Regions from separate parts of the Homo sapiens genome. Here regions 2 and 3 are each linked to region 1. A link is a contact called in ENCODE Hi-C or POLR2A ChIA-PET data. All regions are on one chromosome and are shown on one strand. Each heading gives the region's core, a stretch centred on a gene start or an enhancer-like site at or near the end of the contact. The rest is flanking DNA. Distances are from core to core; before and after follow the strand shown.

What was found. Hi-C counts contacts between places; a loop is a spot of excess contacts on that map. ChIA-PET counts read pairs that join two places held with the same protein, here RNA polymerase II (POLR2A). Pooled maps may share reads with other maps.
Region 2: a loop to region 1 is called in a map of CD8-positive, alpha-beta T cell, with 11 times the contacts of the local background. The contact joins the promoter of TIGD2 here to the promoter of AFF1 in region 1. A Hi-C loop is called at or near these places in 3 of 168 maps with a recorded cell type or tissue (CD4-positive, alpha-beta T cell, CD8-positive, alpha-beta T cell and naive thymus-derived CD4-positive, alpha-beta T cell) and 7 of 50 pooled maps. POLR2A ChIA-PET finds 5 or more read pairs at or near these places in 1 of 52 experiments (A673).
Region 3: a map of CD8-positive, alpha-beta T cell shows a loop between it and region 1 (6-fold over the local background). The contact joins the promoter of GPRIN3 here to the promoter of AFF1 in region 1. A Hi-C loop is called at or near these places in 4 of 168 maps with a recorded cell type or tissue (CD4-positive, alpha-beta memory T cell, CD8-positive, alpha-beta T cell and naive thymus-derived CD4-positive, alpha-beta T cell) and 9 of 50 pooled maps. POLR2A ChIA-PET finds 5 or more read pairs at or near these places in 1 of 52 experiments (activated CD4-positive, alpha-beta T cell).

What each region holds. Positions count from the first base shown.
Region 1 is chr4:86,933,586-86,936,285 of GRCh38, reverse strand. It overlaps AFF1 (ALF transcription elongation factor 1), which reads right to left and starts at 1,275. Exons shown (of 21, transcript NM_001166693.3): 1 at 1,046-1,275. AFF1-AS1 (AFF1 antisense RNA 1) reads left to right here and starts at 1,436. Exons shown (of 3, transcript NR_038841.1): 1 at 1,436-1,799. It also overlaps a transcript of C4orf36 not described here. RefSeq lists silencers at 212-350, 821-1,570 and enhancers at 1-357, 358-899.
Region 2 is chr4:89,110,242-89,112,941 of GRCh38, reverse strand. TIGD2 (tigger transposable element derived 2) reads right to left here and starts at 1,409. Exons shown (of 2, transcript NM_145715.3): 1 at 1,059-1,409; 2 at 1-875. RefSeq lists a silencer at 1,152-1,601 and enhancers at 1,682-1,761, 1,792-1,901.
Region 3 is chr4:89,306,459-89,309,158 of GRCh38, reverse strand. It overlaps GPRIN3 (GPRIN family member 3), which reads left to right and starts at 1,359. Exons shown (of 2, transcript NM_198281.3): 1 at 1,359-1,544. RefSeq lists silencers at 1,280-1,349, 1,360-1,409.

The DNA of each region.
Region 1 (2,700 bases), core at 26-2,525:
CCGTGGTGAGTCACACCCCGCAACGTGCACCAAGGGGGAGGGTGTTTAAAATTATCTCCGGCTCCACCCTTAAAACAAATCACTTGGCTGCAAGGCCTTTCCCCCTAACAGAGACTGGTTCAAGGGAGATTCGGACACATCTCCACCTCCAAAGCCAAGTGCCTTCCCGGGATGATCTGCATAACAATTTGCGGGTGCTGGTGGTGGAGAAGCTCCGGGAAGAGAAAACTAGCCGGACGGTATCGAACCGCCCGCAGGCCCGTCGCAGCTCCATTAATGCAACTACCATTACACTAAGGTAACGTGTGATTCACACTCTCCACCTTCTCTCCCCTCTCATTCGCTGGCTCCGGCGCTCGCACCGTCGGAGGGTGGGGTTGCGACGGCCACAGAGGATGGGACACCCGAGGGAAAAAAGCATTATCAAGAGAAATTAACCAGTCCCATACTAAAGACGCCTCTCCCTCTGTCCCTGAAGTTAAGTCTCAGAAGGTGGCTCCAACTCCTCCCCGGAGGCTACGGACCACCGACACACGCCTCCCTCCTGCTCTCAGCGAGACGCGGCGGGAAGCCCTCATCTCTCTCCACGACAGGCACAGGGAAGGGTCCCGGGGTGCAGGAGAGAAGAACCCCACTTTTCCCCGCCCCCTCCCCCCGAGAAACTTCTGGGACTCATTACGCAACTCAAGTAGCAGGTCCCAACAACGGGACAGCTCTCCGCAAAACGCGGGGTGCACAGGCAAACGTCTGACTTGGGGGCTGCGCGTGAGGGAGGAGCATGGGTCTCTTCCCATGTCCCCGTCCCCTGTTTTTCTACGCGCTACCTGCCGCGGGATCGCAAGTAGGGCGGTGAGAGCTCTGAGCCCTAGCCCGTTCTCCCCGAGGGCTCCCACCGGAAAAGTGGGAACGCCAGCGACTTGAGTCAGCGTGCTGGGAAGCCGGCAGAGAGGCGGGGAGAGCCTCGGCTTCCGAGAAGTCCGCGGCGGCGGCGTCGGGGGCCGGGCGGATCGACCCCCAGCCCTGGGTGGCGCAGGGCTGCGCTCACCTTCCAGACCCTTCCGTCCTCTAGTCCCGGGTCGGGCGCCCTCGTCACCTCCGCCCTCCCCTGACCTGTTGCGGTGGGAAAGGGCGCAAGTGCGGACGACGCAGGGGAGCGCCTCCTCCCGGGGCTCGGCTGCGGAACCGCGGAGGCAAAGGTGCAGCTGCGGCCGCAACGCGCGCAGGCGGCGGCCGAGTGCGCAGGGGCCGCGCGCGCCCGTCGCTCGCTAGCTGGCTGGCAAGCTCAGCACGCCGGCTGCCCGGGACGCCCCGAGGCCACGCCCTCCGCGCGAGGCCCCGCCCCCACCCCCACCTCCCGAGCTGCGGTACCGGGTTCCGCCCCGGCCCGCGCCCTCTAGCTGGCGCCACCCAAGCGGCAAGGGACGTCGCGGCCCTCCCGGGATTGGTGGGAGGATCGTGGGGGAGCGGCAGCTCAGGACGGAATACGGCAATGACCGCCCCGGTCGCGAGGGTGACCCTGCCCCGGGCTGCTGTGGGGGCGCAAGAACCCTTTCACTTTACGGCGAGATTAAGCTCAGGGTCAAGTTCTGAGCAAAAAGTGTCAAGGAGCCTTTTTGCAACCTCCTATAATATTGAAACAGATTCTGTGCCCTTTAAAGGAGATAATAACTAACATCTGGGGAGCGCTTTACAATTTAGAAAAGGCCTTTCACACACAGGCCTGTTTCATCTTCACAACAATCTTATAAAACAGATATATTGTTCCCATTTCCCAAATAATGAAACGGAAGCGCCGAAAAGTAAGTATTGTGCTCAATGTCACAGGCTACTAAGTGGCATGGGAAACCAGGTCTCCTGAATCTAGCCTCCGGGTTTCTGCTCTCCACCAGCCCAACCTCAGAAAATTCTAATAGGTGCAGGGGGCTTTGGCAAATAGACCCATGGGAAGAAGGGGAAACTTATGTCTAGTTAAGTCGCTGCCCGATTCCTGCTGTAAACATACCAAGGAAAGCAACAGGCTGTCTTCATTGTGTTGTCGCACCTTCCTTCCTGAAAGGGACGCAGAAAGATTACATCAAATGGCCCAGATGAGATTTCGCCGACAGTATTTTATGGTTTAAAATGGGTGAAATTATTTGGATGAAGAAAAGCGCCTTACTTAAATTTAATATGATGTGTAATGTAAATTGGTATAATGTGTGAAAATAAGCCCCTCCCTGCCTTCTCTGCCTTTTCTCTTTTTAATTTTGTTTGTCTCTACTGCTCTGCTCAACTCTTTTATTGTCCACATAATTGAAAACCTAATTGATGGATATTTGCATTTCCAAATTAAACCTTTGGCTACTTGACTTAATTTCCCATGGATTGTTTTCCAAAATATAACTCTTCGCCCTACTCCATATCCTCCCATCGGGAGATTGGTTTACCTAGACAGCTAAAATAATTAAGGTGTCCCTGATGAAACCTGGTGGTGTATCTATCTAAGATGAAAGTTCTGGTCATCCCTGAGCAGGATGGGACAGGAGTCATCTCTTACAAAGTGTTTGTACACCTTTTAAAGGTTTCTAACAGAGACTGATCTCTATTCTAATCAATAACAAGTATTTTAACGTTTTTGCTATATAATGAATACATTTCATTGTGAAATATATATTAGCATGGTAATATTTTATAATCTGAAAACTTTTACCACTTCTATCT
Region 2 (2,700 bases), core at 160-2,659, 2.2 Mb before region 1:
ACAAGATAATTAACAACTAAGATTTGAATACAAAGCAACTAGAAAATGAGTTCGTAAGATTCCTCCTCTCACTTCTAGGGCCTAGATGGATAGTGACCAATTTCCTGACAAGGTCTACGTGAATCTACTTGCTATTTTAAAACTTACAAACTTCCTACAACAAAGCCTAGCGCCAATTAACTCTTATCTTCTATCTTTCTTCCTCCTCAGGGTTCAGGGTCTTTCATGAAGTGCAATCACACTAGAGGCTAGAAACTGTACTGGTAAGGCTTCTAAAACAGTACTATTGCATACTCAATTCTTGCCATCCTTGCAGGTAATGTTCTTTGCCAGAATAGCCACTAAATCTCAGGTGGAAGTATTTTAGGAAATGTGCTAGGGAGTAAACAGTTTAAGTCAAGAGAGGACTTGCAAACTTGACATACAGGAAAATACAATGGGAAAACTCACCCTCTGACTATGTGGTCTTTGTCAAGCAGTGGATTGTATGGAATGCTGTCTCTCTAGGCACGGACTCTGCTATAGGTTGCGCAAGTGAGTGCTTGTGGAAATCATACGCAAGAGAAGATGACCCGGACAGAAGTGAACAGTGCAAATAAGGTGAAAGTGGAACAGGCAGAAAACTCTACTTTAAAAGCGACTTAAACCTACTAGATTTGGCAGCTGGAAAGGAGGATAGTGGACATGTGATGTCACATTACTAAAGAAAGCATCAAAAAAACTGCATCGGTGGAAATGAGGACCCAAGGTAGAGGCTATGGGGTGGCAGGCTCGGTGAAGATGATGTTACAATAATCCTGGTGAAAGACGATCCTCGATGGACCAACAGAAGCAGTTCCTGTGGGGGCTGTAGAGATACTCGGAGGCTCCGAAACCTAAAGGAAAATACCAAAAACATTTTCTTTCAATTCAACATCAGGATCTGTGGCATTATCCACATTTATCCTGCAACTATGTTGAGAAAATTAACGCCTCCTATCAATGTGATAGCTAAATACGACAAATAATGCTTTCAGGCATAATCTGGGGTGACAGAGAGAGGGACCTGAAGAGCCTACCTCCTGAAATTAAGAGGTCAGGGAGAAGCCGTGTTAGCGAGGGCCTCTCCCCGCTGGGCGAGCTTCAGAGCGCGGGACGTCTTTCCTCCCGCGGAGGGAGCCCGGATTCCGCCTGGACGCCGGCGACCAGGATGTCACTGCTGCAGCCAGCCAGCCAGCGGGCGGCCGCTTGGCACAGGGAACGCCAGTCCGCCGGCCCCGGGCATCGCCCTGGGACCGCCTGCGCGGCGCCCAGACCACACTAAGCGCAAATGGAGTCTCCTGAGGCAGGCTGGCACTGGTGGCCCGGCAGCGGCGAGGGACGAGCGGAGAGGGACGAGCGTCGCCGCCGGAGCCGGAAGGCGGGGGATTAGAGAGCACGCGCGCGCCCCCGCAGAACGTTGTGCCGGCGAGGGGGCGGGGCCTGCGCGGGTGAGCGCACGCGGCCCGGGGGAGGGGACTCCGGCGAGCGGGCGGGAGGGGCGGGGGCCCGGCAGGGGTGCGTCTCTAGGCGCTGCGTGGGTTCCACTCACCGCCTGGCCGTTTCGGGGCCGCAGTGCCTCCCTGGCCGGCAGGGGGAGGCACACGCTCGCCTTGTCCTGGCGCTTTTCCCAGTGGCCCGGCTCTGCCGACGAGGCTCTTTTCTCCCTAGGGGGAAATTTTAAAATCTCACCCCCCCAGTGCTGGGGGGAAAGCGGAGGATCCTCGCGTGCCGGGAGCGGGCTGCGAATGGGGCAGGGCGAGCGCACGTGGGGCGTGTTTACAAACAGCAGCCGCGCCGCCTTGCGGAGGCGGTCCAGGTGTCGGAGCCCAGAGTCAGCGCGCGTGGAAAGTGCTAGCCCGAGCGAGGATCATGAGGCACGGTAGGAGCCGGCGGACGTGGGTTCCGGGCAGGAGCTGGGGCGTTCGCTCGGCAACACCCAGCCGGACAAGCCCAGGGTGCCGAGGCGCGGCGGGCTGCGGTAGAGCCGAGTGTCGGGTCAGCGCTCCCCGGTGCTGATGCTCCGAAACTCGTCACAGTCGCTGTAGAGACGGACCCTTTGCAAAATCGACAGCACCTGGGAGACCCTTGAGCCAGTGGGAGGCGTCGTGGTAAATTTCCTGCCGTGCCTCGACGCCCGGGGCTTCTCAAGTGGAATCGGGGAATTGCGCTTTGACTGATACTCCCTTTATTTGTTTCCAACGGAGACATCTGCGGAAGGGTCACCGCCTTCCTGGAGGAGAGAGTGGTGCACCTCCACCTTGCACCACCTGTTTCCTGGGAAACGCGGTCAGGCTGCCTTCCTTTCCGTCTTGTGTGTGCGTGTCAGTTTGAAAAATTGGAAATTCTTCAGTGAATTATCTCTTCCATATGAACATAAATGTAACCTTTTCGTTAACACAAAGTAACATAGTAATTCGTCATTTCTTTGACAAGGCCATATACTGTTTCTGGAATTTCAGAAACTTGGAGATGGAAATCAAAGCGAGCATACTGTAGAAAACAGATGTTGATTCTAAGCCTTCTGTTTGACTCCGCCGCCAAAACTGCTCAATTGCCTTTCTCAACATAGCAGCCTTCCACTATCTGGCATGACAGAAATTCTTTGATCTAGTTATGTTGTGAGGTTGTAAGTGGCTTTTGGAGAATACCTGCTTTTAGACCTCCCCTCTTCCCTGCCTT
Region 3 (2,700 bases), core at 110-2,609, 2.4 Mb before region 1:
TAATTCCAGCACTTTGGGAGGCCGAGGCGGGCGGATCACCTGAGGTCAGGTGTTCCAGACCAGCCTGGCCAACGTGGAGAAACCCTGTCTCTACTAAAAATACAAAAATTAGCCGGGCGTGGTGGTGGGCGCCTGTAATCCCAGCTACTTGGGAGGCTGAGGCAGGAGAATCGCTTGACCCCGGGAAGCGGAGCTTGCAGTGAGCCGAGAGCGCGCCACTGCACTCCAGCCTAGGAGACGAAGCAAAAAACAAAAAACAACAACAACAAAAAACTAAAAAAGCGTTTCCTCAGTCCCTACCCCAGACCTATTGGATCACAATCAGCATTTTAACAAGACCCCCTAGGTGAGTCCTGTGTACTAGATGAGAGGATATATTTTGGATTGGTTTGAATCCCAGCTGAGCAGGTTACTACTGTGTGACCTCAAGCAAAGTGTTTAGATCATATAAGCCTGTTTCCTCGTCCACATGGTAAGGCACCTCAATGGGTTGTAGTAAGAATTAAAGAGGCTGAGGCTGTATGTAAGGCATTTTTCACAGAGCCTTCCAACAAATACCCAGTTAATAATGAAGCTCTTTTCATCGTATCATTTTGCACCATCTACAGCTGCTAACCATACTACACATCCATTCAGGATTCTGGAGCTGCTCAACAGGGAAGATTTCCAAAGCCCTCAAAGCCCTCCAAGCCCATGGGGTAGCGGGAAGGGGATGGGGACAGGAACACTGTCAGCAGTGCCTCTCCGAATACGCAGGATACTGTACATTTTGCAAAACATATTACTTATCGGATGATCTTGCTTTCAGATCTCCACTGCACGTGGCTTTATTGGAAACCTTCTGCTAGAGTCTAGACTCAGCCATGGAGTCTGGTGACCTGTGGGAGGGAGCAAGGGCCAGAATGCCTGCTAAATCGCTCTGGGTCCCCAGCCCTCTTCCTTAATCCCTTCTTAACTTTCCATCTGTCTCTGGTCTCCAGGGGTGCAGAACCACAACCCACCAGACCCCTCCTAGCTCCCGGCCCGGCGCTCAGCAGCCTGGGCTGCAACACTTTCCCCCAGGACCGGGAAGGCGGGGGAGGGGGTTTGGAGGGGGCGGAGCTCGGCCTCCTGCTGCCGCCGCTGCTGCTGCCGCCGCCGCCGCCTGCAAAGCTGTCGCCCCTCTCTCGGATGCTCAGGCTGGGCAGCGCTGGACAGATGGGTACACCCCGGGCCTGACGGATGAACAGTCGGGCAAGTGAACTCTCACCTCCAAACTGGCTCTGCGCCCGGCGGGGGCGGCGGCGGCGTCTGCAGCCCCGCGGTGGGGGCAGCCCCCTCGGTCTACGCCCGACTGCTGCGCGCCGCCTCTGCTCTTGGCATAGTAATTTCAGTTCCTGAACGCACGGAGCTCGCTCCGGGACCGGGCTGAGAAGGACCTCAGCTCGCGGGCCCGCCGGAGCCATCGGTGTGGCGCCGAGAGACGGTGCTTGGGATATGCGACGGGAAGCCCCCGCCACAGCGCAGGCAGTGGCCCCGCCGCGCCGCGGAGCCGGGCAGAGCAGGTAGGAGACGCCCCCTGCGCACCTCCGCCTGGCGGCCAGCGCGGGGGACCGGAGCCTGGTGGTGTGCTCTGTAGGGATGCGGAAGGGATTCGGTCCCACATTTTGCACAGGGATCCTTTGCCTGTTGCTCTTGTCTCTGTCCCATCCTGCGCTCTAGGAGGGGCAGTCTTTCTCGCAGGTGATGAATTTCTCTGCAAGGTCATTGCTCTCTTTGGCTCTGGCTTTGAAGGTAAATGGGAGAAGACGCCTGCTGATCGTGGGCAGGGAAATTTATAATCAATCGGGTCTGCACACTGCGAATATCCGAATATGAGGGGTGTGTGTGTGTGTGTGTGTGTGTGTGTGACATTTGTCTCATTTTCCTATGCTTATCCCCTTTAAGGTCAAAACATAGAAATATATATTACATATGGATGTATGTATGTGTGTGTATATACACACACATACATAAATGCATATGTAAATAGGTTTTCTTGAGGTAGGCAGAAAGAAGAGGAAGGGCGGGCAGGGGTTGATAAAGGGAAATCGTTGTAGAGACATGTTCACTAATAGAGGCGAACTTTGGAACCACATTAAATCAGGGTAGAGACTAGAGGTGATAAACGGTTCTTTCAAGATGGGCTTTAGAAGAGGTCTGAAGGAGCCTGTCAGCCAACACACACAGAAGATCTTCATGCTCTCCAGGCAGATGGAAACGATGTAGGCATCATTTCAGACGCAATAATGGACAGTGAAAGAGGGAAAAAAGGAGAGGTACTTAATATGCCACTGGGAAGTGAATTTTGGGTGATGGGAAGGCATCGAATCCAGACCAGGTTTCAAGGGCTTTCTGGAGGGCCATTGGGAGAAATCACCGCTTGGGGTGTAGGCAGTTCAAGGTTAAGACGATGTGAATGTCCACAAAGCAGCCGAGGAGGTGGGCAAAAGGCAAGGGCTTGGAGGGGGAGGGGAGAAACAGAGCTCTGAGCAGTCACTCAAGAAGCACCCACCTTTGAGTAAGGTGTCTTCTTCCTCTTGGTTAAAGCGGTACTTGGGTATGCTCCATCTAAATATTTTCACAACACATTTGTTTAAAGATCCATTGGACTATGTTTTTATTTTGTTTTTGCAAGGTATCTGGGTCATGGTGGGACTAGAAGAAACTGAAGTGTTTACA